Linked DNA regions of Homo sapiens: region 1 is linked to region 2. A link is a loop called in an ENCODE intact Hi-C map of the cell type or tissue named here. Cell type or tissue: natural killer cell. All regions are shown on one strand. Links, peaks and the distances in the headings refer to the core of each region. The heading gives the core; the rest is flanking DNA. Region 1 overlaps LINC02987 (long intergenic non-protein coding RNA 2987). Region 2 holds the start of LOC105372349 (a long non-coding RNA gene).

Region 1 (6,446 bases), core at 1,906-4,405, 460 kb after region 2:
AAGTTCAGTTCACAATATACTGGAGTTAAAATTTCACTGGTGGCTGTATTACAACAGTTGAAATATTTCCTAGATATCAAACTATAAGAAAACTGCCATAGTTGCCACTGTACTAGCAGCTTGGTTTCCATGCTCAGCACGGATGATAAGCCACACATGCAGACTCTTTTAGATAGTTCACAGTTCCAGCTACTTTGGCTGAGGTTCACACTGCCAGGTTCTGGGGCCCTGCCACCTCACATTCTCACATAACATTTGTCAGAAAACCTACCCACTTTCAGTGACATTTATATTCTTATCCTAAGTTGACCCAATTTCCCAATTATCAAAATGACTGTGTTGCCTTCTAGAATTCAAGCCAAAGGGGAGAGCAATGTTACTGATTTTTATTCTACTGACTTACTCCTGAAGTCACAAATTCATGTCCAGTTCTTCTCTCCCAAACTGTTTTTTGAACCTTTGACCACTCATATATGTCAGGATTTCTGCTTATTGTCATATTATATGCTGCAAACTTTCTTATAAACAGTAATTTATAAATATTTTCTTTTAAGTTAAATGAGATCATTGATTTTAGTCAGCACTTTATCAAGATAAGGTGATAAGTTATTTAAAATTTTACCTTAGGTACTAAAGAATTAAAGATTTAGTGAGAATCACTGAAGCTGAGTGGCTAGACTCTTAGTTCTAAAAAACAACCTAACTGATTTGATATATTTTTAACTAAAATGTAAGCTTGAAAACAGTGTGCGAAAGTCAAATTATGTGGTTTGTCACCCTCTGTACAGCAACACTAATTCTACTTTTTGTACTTCCAATTTTTTTTCTGTGTAATTGAATACTTCAAACACCTCTTGTTCTAATTCTGTACTATTTCTGGAAATCCTTTCTCTTTTGTATATTTACATAATTTTATATCCTAATAAGCATATTATGCTTTTTTCTCACAGGCACAATAACCATTTATTCAAAGATGCCATCTAATGCACTATGCCACTAAGTACTGTGGCTGGACAGTGATTTTAAGTGTAACAAATTATCTTCACTTTGAAAAGAGCTTAAGAGAGAGAAAACAAATATTACATCTTAAACAGAGGCATGAATCAAACCAACTTATGAACGGTGAAAGCAACTTATCAAAATGTCTTCGGACATATCAAGACTGACTTAAACCATGTAAGTTAGGCAGATATGTAACATAATGTAATTACAAGTGTTATGAACACATTGGTCACATTTTAATTAAAACAGTTTATCAGGTTTTATTTTAATGTAAACATGAGAAATAAAAACCACATAAATTATAGATAGCATTTATCATTTGAAAATAAAACTGCAATAAATACTTAAATCTCCAAGCTCTAAACTCCATAAACAATAATTTTTGAGGAAGTAAGATTTCTAAGGTTTATGGAAGTTCTTTTTTGTAAACAGCAGGACATGAAATATAATACCTGTAGCCAGGCTAACAGGTGGGATAATAAAATGTTTAATCACCTGCTACTATTAGGGTCCAATTCCTTCTAATCTGTTACATGTAAATTAACACTGATCATATTCTTCCTTTACCACATGTAGGGAAAATAATTTTAGGTGATCAACGTAGATAACAGCCCTGCTAAGAACTACTTTAAAAGAGAAGAGGGCACTTTATAAAAATACAAGAATTCCAAAAGTCTTAGTGTAATTTTAAGCTTTGATACTTGTACAAGTATCAGTGCTACAAACATTTACAAAACATCATTGGAAAGTTTATTATATTGCTTATACATGTATTTAGTTTTGCAATTCTTTAAAGGCATAGGGTCTCACTATGTTGCCAAGGCTGTAGTGCAATGGCTATTTACAGGCACAATCATAGAGCACTGCTGCCTCCAATGCTAGGCCTCAAGTGATTCTCCCACTTAAGACTCATGAGTAGCTGGAACTACAGGCATGCCCAGCTCCTAAATATTAAGCTTTTAATTTTTTGTTTCAGCGTTTCTTGGAGACAGCAGATATTGACTGAAACAAAAAGTTAAAAGCTTAATATTCAGTTTTTGCAAAATAAAACCAGAGGTGGTGGTACTACACCTATAGTCCTAGCTACTTGGTAGGCTGACATGGGAGGATTGCTTGAGGCCAGAATTTCCAGGCTGTGGAGTCATGATTGTGCCTCTGAATAGCCATTACACTCTAGCCTGGGCAACATAGTAAGACCCCATCTTTTATAAAAAAGAAAAAATAAATACTATGAAACTTTTGAACGGTATTTTATAAAGGTTTATAGCATATATACATAAGCTGCCGTGCACTGGAGGGTCTAAGCACACTACATTAAAACTAGAATCTGCCCTGAAACTTTCAGATCACATCACTTATTATTATTTTTATATCACCACTGGATCATCATGTGGTTTGGCATTATGAAAATATCTCTCAATACATTTATTTAACAAATAAGAAAATTTATCAGCAAATAAAAAATAAGTAAATAAATAAATAAAATTCACACACACACACAAAAGGATCATTATAGTTTATAAGAAACATACCATGGACCCTAATACAAGTAGGTAACCAATAACTAATAGTTTTTCTTTTGTGACCCCAAACATGCTAAAATGCTAGCAAGTAATGCTTACAAAAGATATGAATGGCAAATGAACTCCATCAGCTTTTGTTTAAAATGATTGCCAGTGACGAGCAGCTCCGATGGTAAAAGTAGGCAGGTAGAACCCTTCAACACCTGAAAATGAGCGGTCTGCTTCTAGTGGCTTCATGAGTTATTACAGTCCCATGTTTTAATAGTAATACTGCATTTATTTTAAATGTGTCTGCAGCAATATTGGGGGAAAAGAAAAATAGAAAAGAAACAGAAAATTATGTCTGAAATCTAAAAATTTAAACTATTGTTTTAAAACCCTTACATAGTTCACAGCTATTAGTCCACACACAGAAAAAGATATCTATGTATGGGCAAGAAGTCTTCACTTTGGAGTAGTTTTTATACCTGTTTACGTTTAAAAAGACAGAAGAGTGTACGAGAGTTGTTGCACTGCAACGATCCCATTTTTTTCCTGTGGAGTGCAATCCTAGTTGCCCACAAGCCTCTCAACTTTGAGATTTTTCTTCTTTTGAAAATACTAACTTTTCTAGTTGTTGAGCATGAGAGGTAATATTTTCCGAACTTTTTTGATGAGGGGTTCACATGATATAGCCCCTCATTTCTTCCTTCAAGAGTTAATGGCTTTAGAGCGCTGAAGATTAATGAAATTATCAGCGCTGAAGGACCTTCACTATAAAAGATTTTGGCGTCTTCCATCCTTGAAATAGCCTAAGAAAGTAAATGAAACAGAAAAGAGGTACAATTTTAAAAAGGGCTCCAGCCTTTTAACAAGCACCATTGATGATAAGCCAGACATGCAGACGCTCCTTTAGATAGTTCACAGTTACAGCTCCTTTGGCTGAGGTTCGCACTGCCAGGTTCCGGGGATGCTACTCCCTGCCACCTCACTAAGGTAATCTCCTTTAAGGGCTATGATTAGATTGCTGGAGCAAAGGAAAATTTATAGTTTATTAATCTATTCAGAGTCTACCCCATCTGCAGTAGTTATTATATCCTCAAAGCAAATTTGAATGAAGCAGATGTGTGCAGGAGTGCACTGGAACATCAAAGAGGTCGAACGACTAAAGCAGCAAAAGGCAGAACCTGGCACATTAATTATGGTAGAAGGTATGTTATTCTAAAGTACTTCTAAGGTACCACAGAAAGTACTAATTATAAATATGCATCCATTTCAGTTGCAACTTTGCTCACAACTGAAACCAGAAGTCACAAACCATAAATATTGCTTTGCCCCCCAAAAGTTACCATTTCCAGTAAAACACATGTACTTCTTGCATCACTACCTGAGACGCTCATACCTTATACAGACTAAGTGTAGGTCTCTTGGCTTAAGCACTAATGCTTTGCCTAACAAATTTATGGAACTGGCTGCACTGTAATATATACAATAAAAAATGACATAAATTTGCAAACTAAGTAATAAAAAACAGGCAAAAGTGGTAAGTGCATTACATATGCAGATATCATTTAAAATAGAATTGCAAGAAATTATTCATGTATGCTTACTTGAAAGGGCAAAGATTCAAAAAGAATACCACTAAGACTGAATTAAATTTGGTTAAAAATATTCTGAATTATGGTCACAGAAGAGATCTATAATATTTAAATAATGTGGATTCTTGTATAAACCATAAATGATACAGGAAATAAGCTCTTCAGTATGTAAGTTAATTTTGGAGCTTTTCATTTTTCTCATCACTACTTAATCTAATCTAGTCACAGATGTTGGCTTTGGTGGTTGACAGAAAACCCCCCTTAGTGACTTTATCGCCTTACTTCCAGGTTCTGTGCCCTTTCTTTGTTGAGAAGATAAACTGGAAAATGCAAGCTATTGTCCTTTGCCAAGGATCGAAGATCAAAATAGTACTTGGCATAAACACTTCCAGAAACTTCGACGTTATAGTCAATTAGCTGCAAAAACTGTCTTTCAAGCTCATTCCTGTGGGAGGAGAAACACAAGAAAACCAACATGGGACAATGTTAGTCCACTGGGCTATCTTCAAAAACATTATTCTGATGTAAGAAATGTGATAAAGCAATTATAAGTTCTAGTTCTTTAAGAACACATGAAAAAGCACACACTAGAGAGAAACCCTATTATGTAATAAATATGGGAAAGCCTGGAATTTTCTCAGTTCTCTTTGAAAACTTAGAAAAACTCATACTGGGGGAAAAGCATAAATGTAAAACATGTGATAATAAACTTGATTTTCCCACTTGCTTTTAAAGACATTTTAGGATTTAAAATGGAGAAAAACCACAAAATTTTAAGAAACATGGTAAAGCCTTCGGTTTTTGTCATTTCTCTTTGAAAACATAAAAGGGTTCAATGAAGAAAAGCCTTATAAATACAAACATATGGTAGTGTTTTACTCGTTCCAGTTCCACCTGAAGACAAGAAAAAACTCATTTCTGAGGTAAAACCTATGAATGTACAGAATGTCAGAATGCCTTTAGTTGATATTCACTCAAAGACCCATGATATTACATGCTGTAGAGATGGACCTTATAAATATAAAAAAAGCACCCTGAATTGGAACCTCAGTAGTTTACAAAATACAAGAAAGTTTTCAATTTTAACATATTTTTCAAAAGTTGTGTGAAAACTCCCACTAGAAAATAATTCTATAAATGTTGCTAAAATGAAAAGTCTGATGCCAACTGATTATTTTATAATCCTCAAAAATGCACATAAATTTTATATGACTTTTAAATATTTTGTGTTTCTCAGTGGTTCCTTGTTACAGAATGTCTCTTCACTTTATATTTTCACTTCTTTTGCAAGAAAACATTAGGGTGAGAATTTTGTAGATACCCTTCAAACAATACTACATAAGTTTAGTTCATGTACTAAACATGTAGTGGTTTTTTTCTGTTGTCATTTAATAAAATTTATTTCTATTCATTTAAAAATATAATTCTGAGCTACTAGGATGTCTCTAAATTCTGTTTTGAAACAAATAAAGGCTACCCAGTTGGATTCCTATGCTAATGTCCAAACAAGGCACAGTTGCTTGCAGTCCCTTCTGCATCCAGCACCCTGACTCTGGGATGGGGAGAAAGGTGACCACCTCTCATGCATATGTGCTGCTGACTCGGGGCTCATTCTTGAGAGTTCCCTTAGTGCAGGTGCACAGCTCAGACTCCATGCTCACTCACAAGGCCCCACAACAGTGATCAGATGACAGGAATGATGAATGCCATTTATTAGCTCTGAAGAACTTGCAGACTTTTTCACAAGGATAACAAAAAGAGGCTTACTGAAGTCAAAAAACACCAACAAAAGCCATGGGTACAACACCATGGCAACAAATGGATCCATGGAGAGCCACCCTGTTATTTCTGAGGAGGAAAAACTCCAAAACAACAAGGATTGGTCTCAAATACATACATAAGCTACATTTGATGGGAAAGGGAATCCCTCCCCTCTGCCTCAGTGCATGAGGCTATGTCAAAGGGCATAACGCCAGTTTCTACTCACCTTGAAATTATGAAGGTGAGAAACTGTCACTAGACAGGACAGGAATACTCTTTAAACACTGGAAGGCAGAGAGATTAAAGAGAGACATCTTGGCTAGACTAAACTCACTTTATGATATGACTTCTGGCAGGGCACTGGACTTACTCAGTGTTTCTCCTGAGCTGGAAATAAAACCCTAAGGTGCTCAGCTTCTGTCACCCACAGACAGAACAGAATGTGGGGGATGAGTTGAAGGCAGTGGGAGAGATAAAGGCTGAGAACAGCCTTCTGTCACATGATCATAGAGCTGCCCTTGCCTATTTTTTTTTTTTGTTAAGAAACAGGGTCTCAGTCTGTCACTTAGGCTAAAGTGCAGTG
Region 2 (6,446 bases), core at 2,323-4,822:
GTAAATTTTTATACTCAGTTTACCCTGGAGGCTGCAGTGTTATCCCGGGCCCTAAAAAACCCACATAATGAATATTTTATTCCCCATACACAATTCAATATCCTTAAGTTTACCAATATCACATTCTGTGCAATCAAGAAATCCACTTAAGGCACATGACCAATAAGTACTCTAGCACTATCCATGCAAAACAGTAAACAGTGTGAAACAACGCAAACATGTATGTGAAATTTGGCTCCACACTAAATTTAGTTTCATGCTTAACTATATTATAAAAAAGAATTATCAAACTGCCAATGCATTTTTACAATACTTCTTATTTTACTTTAATTAATACTAAGGGCTTTAACTATGAAAGTGTTAATTAGCCAAATGTCTCCAAGGTTTCCAGGTTTGAAAGAACATTTTATTATTTAACTTTTTCCACACTTTTCTCCCCTACTTAATGAGTCCTTACTACATTGTTTCATAAATAACTTTTTCAAATCTGTAATTTGAACTAACTTTTAGATAACTTCTGGATTAGACAAAATTATTATTCTTTTTTTTCTAATAAAATAACCCTTTCCGGCACATTTTGTGTACAGAATTACATGTTAACTAGAATTTTATCCTTAGTAACCTAAAACTTTAGTGAAACTCCAAAAAGCAAGAAATCCTGAACCATCAGATATGGGCATTTATAGATAAGAACTATCAGATATGGGCATTTTCAGATAAGAAAAATAGATGGAATTATGAATTCCATAATTTTTGAAACATATTTCCTCATATTACAACACTTTCTCAATTGGAAATGGCCCAGATATCAAATGGGTGTTAAAAATAGCTCTAAGATTTTAATTTACACAAAAAGTTTACCTAAAACATTTATCCCACTCACTGTACTTAATTTTGACTTTTAACAAAGGAGACATGTAACATCAAATAACATATGTAAAACAAACATTGATTTGGTCCCAGAAGGCGGGACAACTCGAGGCGAGGAGGCTGGGGGCTTTCCAATCACAGGTGGGAGACAGAGGGTTGCATTCTTTTGAGTTTCTTATTAGCCTTTCCAAAGGAAGCAATTAGTTATGTATTTATCTCAGTGAGACTTTGAATAGAATGGGAGGCAGATTTGCCCTAAGCAGCTTCCAGCTTGAATTAACACTGACATTTTAAAATATCTAGCACAGAAAAACATAAAATTCAGCCAAAATGTATGTTGACAATTCTGAAAACATTTCTATTTTTATTCCACCAATAATTTTAAAGCTAGCTCGTTTAGTAAAGTTATACTTTAAGTCACATGAACTTGAAAATTGCTTAGACTTACTCAGTTTTCATGAGCGCTCTTTCACTTATAAGCCAATTTTGTAGACACAATATACAACAATAAGTGTACATTTGTTGTATAAACACATCTAGACATGTATACACACACATAAACAAAGATCCAACAGCTCGGAACCTTAGCCATGAGATAGCAGTACAAGCTTGCCGGTTTTACTTTGCCCCAATAGATAATCCAAGGAAGGCTGTGAACCAAAATTTTGGATAAAGCAGTCTCCTTGGCAGTTTGAATTTTAAAGGCTAAACCTCCCCAGACTCCAAGGAGCACTGGGGCCAAACAGTACCAAAGCAAGGCATCACACGTTAACCAGGCCCCTGCTTAGAACGGCAGCACAAAAGCCTGTGATAAGTCTCCAATGAATGGAGGTACACCAGGGTCCTTAATCTTGCACCAAATTGGATAAAACGACATGGACGCACGTGGAGTGGTTTTAAGGAGTGGAGTGTTTAATAGGCAAGAAAGAAGGAAGAAAACAGCCTCCCTGTACAGAGACAGAGGGAGAGGGGATTCGAACAAAGAGAAAACCCGTGTGGTGGGAAAAGTGGCTGCTTATATGAGGAGGCTGGAGGAGGTGGTGCCTGATTTGCATAGGGCTCAGGGGATTGGTTTGACCAGGCATATCACTCACGTGGCCCGCAAAAACCTGGCCCTCCCACCCTAACCTTTTAATATGCGAATACAGGGCGCCATGGTGTCCTACACACCTGTGGATATGTGGGGGTGGCCATGTTTCCAGGCCCAAGTCGGGGCAATGGCAAGAAGACAGCGGGAATCACCATGTTTGGGTGGACCCAGTTTCTAATGGCCGGGATTTGGATATCAAAGCTTGTCGGCGGGATCTAAGAGCCGGGCCTTTCCTGCTAGACAAGAAAGGTTTCTGGAGCTGCTTTAAAAGAAAAACTTCCCAAGGACCCCTTTTCCTCTCTATCTGCCTAAAATAACTTCTTAATAACTCCTATAAGACCTGTATTTATGCAATACCATCCCACTTTTCCATTAGACAGTAAACTTCAGATTCTAGACACTTTTCGGTCCAAGCAGCATTTCAACTCCGAGAGGAAATTCTAAGGAGGACTTAATACTAGACCTCTGAACCTCTGCCAAGGGCATCCCCTTTGGAGAGTTTGAGGTCCGTAGAACCCAAAGAACGTCCTCCTGCGGGGTCCAATCTTAAGAGTTCCAGACGTCTCTGGCCTTAGGAGGGGGCGCCACATGCAGGTTTTCCTCTCCAGAGCATACTGTGAGCTTTATAAAAAATAATCATGATCTGTAATAAGAACTGGATGCTGGGTGGGCCGTTTTGTTCCTTAGCCAGTTGAGTACGATTAGGGAAGAATTTAGCATAAGAAAAGAAGGAGTTTAAGTCACCTGAAACGTGTGTGAATTTGCCCTGGACGAGCTGCCGCTGCCAACTGCGTCACATGCAGTTGTGAAAGGATAACTGGAAAGGATAGTAAAGTGTCTTTCCCCCTTCCAGGCAGGGCAGCCATCCCTGTTCACTCCCTGGACTTCAGAGATCACTGGAGAGCGGCCCTGGCCAGTTCCTCTCAATTACCAAGGAGCCACTAGGAAACAGCTGCTGAAAGACTGAAAAAGGAGGAAAGGAAAATAACTCAGAAAAAGGGAAAAAGGAACAGGACTCAGAAAAATGAAAACAAGAAAAGGACTCAGGTCCCTCACCCGAACTGGGCGGCGGCAGTAAGGCGCTTCCATGTGGAAACCTTTCAGTTTCACCAGAGTGGCGCTGGCCAGAAAGTTGCAGTTGTCTCCATGCTTAGGCACTGTCCACAGAGGGTCCCGAGTTGAAAAGGAAAAGAGAGAAAGATTTAAAAGGGGAAAGGAGAAAAATAAATCCCAAACTTTGGGCCTACCTTTCCTCCTGGCTGGCTTGCCAAGATACGTCACCGGTAGAGGGTCATAACTGCAAGCTGTCCAGGTTCTTGGTGTTTTGAACGAAGAACTGGACAAAATGCCCAGCAAAGTAAAGAAAGAATGAAGCAACAAAAGAACGAAAGCAGGGATTTATTGAAAATGAAAGTACACTCCACAGTGTGGGAGTGGACTGAGCCGCAGTGGCTCAAGAGCCCAGATACAGAATCTTCTTGGGTCTAGATACCCCCTAGAAGTTTCCCATTGGCCACTTCTTGCTCATCTCAGGTAAGTGAAGTGGTAGCCCACAATCAATCTGATTGGTTGCAGAAAGCAGCCAACCAGAGGCTGAAGAGAAGTTACAAAGGTCACCCTCCTGTGCAAACATCTGATTGGTTCCTAAAGGAGCAGTCACAGGCTAGGATGAAGCTACAAAGTTATACTTCTATGCAAATGAAGACTCGGCCTGCAATCAGTCTGATGGGTTGTGGACAGTAACCTTTCAGAGGCTGGAGAGAAGTTGCAAAGTTGCAAACGAAGACTTGACCGGTAATCAGTCTGATTTGTTGCAGAACAGCCAATTTCCCATTTGCCCTGGAGAAAAGGTCAAAGGGAGTAGCCTGTGGTCCTTTTGTTACTTAGGCATGGAAGGTTAAGGTTTTCCTTTCAACTTAGTTCTAAGAAGTCAGCCTGAAGCAGCCTTAGGTTCCCTGCCTCCAGACCTTATTCTCTGCCACAGAGCCAGGGCTGGAAATCTTGCAGTCTTTTTCTGTGTTTATCATCCAAGGATGAGAAGAGAGAACACAATGGAATCTACCGATAGCAAATCAAATGTCACTGTGTCTGTGCTGATGGCAGGCTGTTTCTCATTTGCCCAAATTATCAACCCCATCGTGCTATGCTCATGTTAGATTGTTTGGGAAAACAGACGACATATGTTAGAATGCTAAATAAGCTGAAACTGTGCCAGGATGGAGACAGAAGGTGTTTATTTTTAAGTGGAGCGTGGCACTCCAGAGTGACTTACTGTGGCAGGAAGGAGGACACTGAGGGGAAGGCAGCATGGCTGCAGCAAGAGGCTGAGAGTTAAAGCAAATGACTGTTCCCAAACAGAAATGAGTGGCATCTGACCCCTCAGTTAGCTGGAGGGAGACTCAATAGATTTGGTTAGACAAGGCTTAGCTTCCAGGTGGTTTTAGCTTTTCTCTTGAGCCTCTGATTCCCACCTGAGTGCACATGGTCAACAAACTTTTATTGTAGCACCAGGAATACGGCAACCAAGAGCTGGCGCATTGCTCTGCACTGACGCCCTTCTTTGACTTCCTGGGGCTTTCTAGGGTTTTTTTTTTTTTTTTTTTGAGACGGAGTTTCGCTCTTGTTGCCCAGGCTGGAGTGCAATGGCGCAATCTCAGCTCACCGCAACCTCCGCCTCCCTGGTTCAAGCGATTCTTCTACCTCAGCCTCCGAAGTAGCTGAGATTACAGGCGTGTGCCACCACGCCCAGCTAATTTTGTATTTTTAGTAGAGACGGGGTTTCTCCATGCTGGCCAGGCTGGTCTCGAATTCCCGATCTCAGGTGATCCTCCCGCCTCAGCCTCACAAAGTGCTGGGATTACAGGTGTGAGCCACCATGCCCAGCCGCAGGATTTGGTGTTTATCTTAACACAGTTGATAGGCCCTGTGGGTCCTCACTGTGCTCATCCTCCAACCTTGCTTGGTGCTGCCTGACCCCTTACTCACCAGGCTGCTGCCAAGTGCCTTTCCTGTCTCTCTTTCTTTGCTGATATTTACTCCTTCTCAGAAAGTAACTCCGTGGCTCTCAGCCCCTGCTGAGTGTTAGAATCATCTGAGGAGCTTAAAAAAAACAATACCCAAGCTCCCCCGTAGTCAGTAAAATCAGACCCTGTAGGGATGTGTAACTGCACCAGACCGGTCTGGCTCAGCTTCCACGTAACAAGGTTGTGAGTTGTTGTTCAGTTGCCATGGACCTGCAGGTCGAAGGTCACATTGCTGGAGCATGCCCAGATGAGCCAAGTGCGCGACGATGGGCAGCCCCAAGTGCTCGAACTGAGGAGTGAGACCAAATTTAAAAGTGGATGCCACATGGCAGGATCCAGGATTCAAGCACATCAAACCCTGGCATTGTCCTGCGGCAGGATCAGTGAGATTATGCCTCCCAGCATCACCTCATTGCAAGATCCAAGCAGATCACACCTTATTACCCTGTGCTTATAAAACCCCACTCAGCCCCCAGCTCAGGGAGACAGATTTGAGGGTTTCCTCCTGTCTCGTTGCCAGTTGACCGGCAATAATTTTTTTTTGTTTTTCTGCAAAAATCCAGTGTGTCAATTTTTTGGCTTTCCATTGCACACAGGCAAAGTGACTCCATTTGGTTAGATAACAATGGGATGAGCACAGATGACGCTGAGGCACCCTCAGGACATTACAGTACAGGTTGTTCAAAACTCCTTAAGTGACCTCTTGGATCTGCCAGAAAACGTGGACTGTAGAGAGGGCAGGATTCCTCAGGAGGCACTCACCCCTCCACACTGTGGGCTCACTCCACTAAGTGCCTTCCCAGACTGACTGCCCTGTCTCTGCCCTAAATCTGGGAAGATCACAATGCAATGTTCTCTCTGTTTAGCATTCAGAGAAGAGAAAAGTGTGTGGATCAGACATCGCAGGAGGCAGGCCTCCATGCAAGAAAAAGGTCTGATGTCTTGTTTGGTGCATTGAGAAGGCAGGAGAAGCAGATGTAGGTACCAAAGCATTAACGTTTTTCAGGAAAGTATGGCAGAGCAGGTGGCAATGTTGGGAACACTGACCTGTTTGGAAATGCCACAGTGGATGGAACATGCACTCTAATTTTACTTCCTCAAAAGTTCATTCCGTTTTTATGGAAACCCCACTTCTCATTAAAATTACCAGTTTATAATTACAATCTTCTGTCAAGCACATCCAAGAAATGACCTTTCTTCATTTGAAATACTATAAAAATTAAGCTTTCCTAGGCTGTGGGCTGAACTCCTGGGACAGGCTTTTTAAAAAAAGTACTAAATATTACTTTCAAAGTTCTCTAATTGCCTAAATTAATAATGGCATTTTTTTTGCTTCCTGTAACCGACAAATGAATTTGAATCTCTCTCTAAAGAATTGAAACTTCAGCTATCTCATTCTCATTATTTTTTGCATGCATTACAGAATGTGAAAGGATCTGCAAGGTCACTTCCTCCACCTAGTC

What was found. Hi-C counts contacts between places; a loop is a spot of excess contacts. Peaks named below come from ENCODE experiments on the same cell type or tissue, not always from the same donor. Only the 100,000 strongest peaks of a DNase experiment are listed, where the experiment ranks them.
Region 1: a loop joins it to region 2, with 4 times the contacts of the local background. A loop is called at or near these places in 2 of 110 quality-filtered maps.

What each region holds. Positions count from the first base shown.
Region 1 is chr19:27,981,512-27,987,957 of GRCh38, reverse strand. The region is part of intron 3 of LINC02987 (long intergenic non-protein coding RNA 2987); the gene reads right to left. LOC105372346 (a long non-coding RNA gene) reads left to right here. Exons shown (of 3, transcript XR_007067373.1): 2 at 951-1,176; 3 at 4,391-4,734. It also overlaps the pseudogene LOC100419833. Among named protein-coding and RNA genes, the nearest start is that of LINC00662, 190 kb to the right of the region's middle. In natural killer cell, for the core only: no CTCF peak of the experiment used is centred there; no DNase peak of the experiment used is centred there.
Region 2 is chr19:28,442,259-28,448,704 of GRCh38, reverse strand. It overlaps LOC105372349 (a long non-coding RNA gene), which reads right to left and starts at 3,421. Exons shown (of 3, transcript XR_935886.3): 1 at 3,208-3,421; 2 at 3,017-3,117; 3 at 1-2,923. It also overlaps the pseudogene LOC100420587. RefSeq lists an enhancer at 2,208-2,915. In natural killer cell, for the core only: no CTCF peak of the experiment used is centred there; no DNase peak of the experiment used is centred there.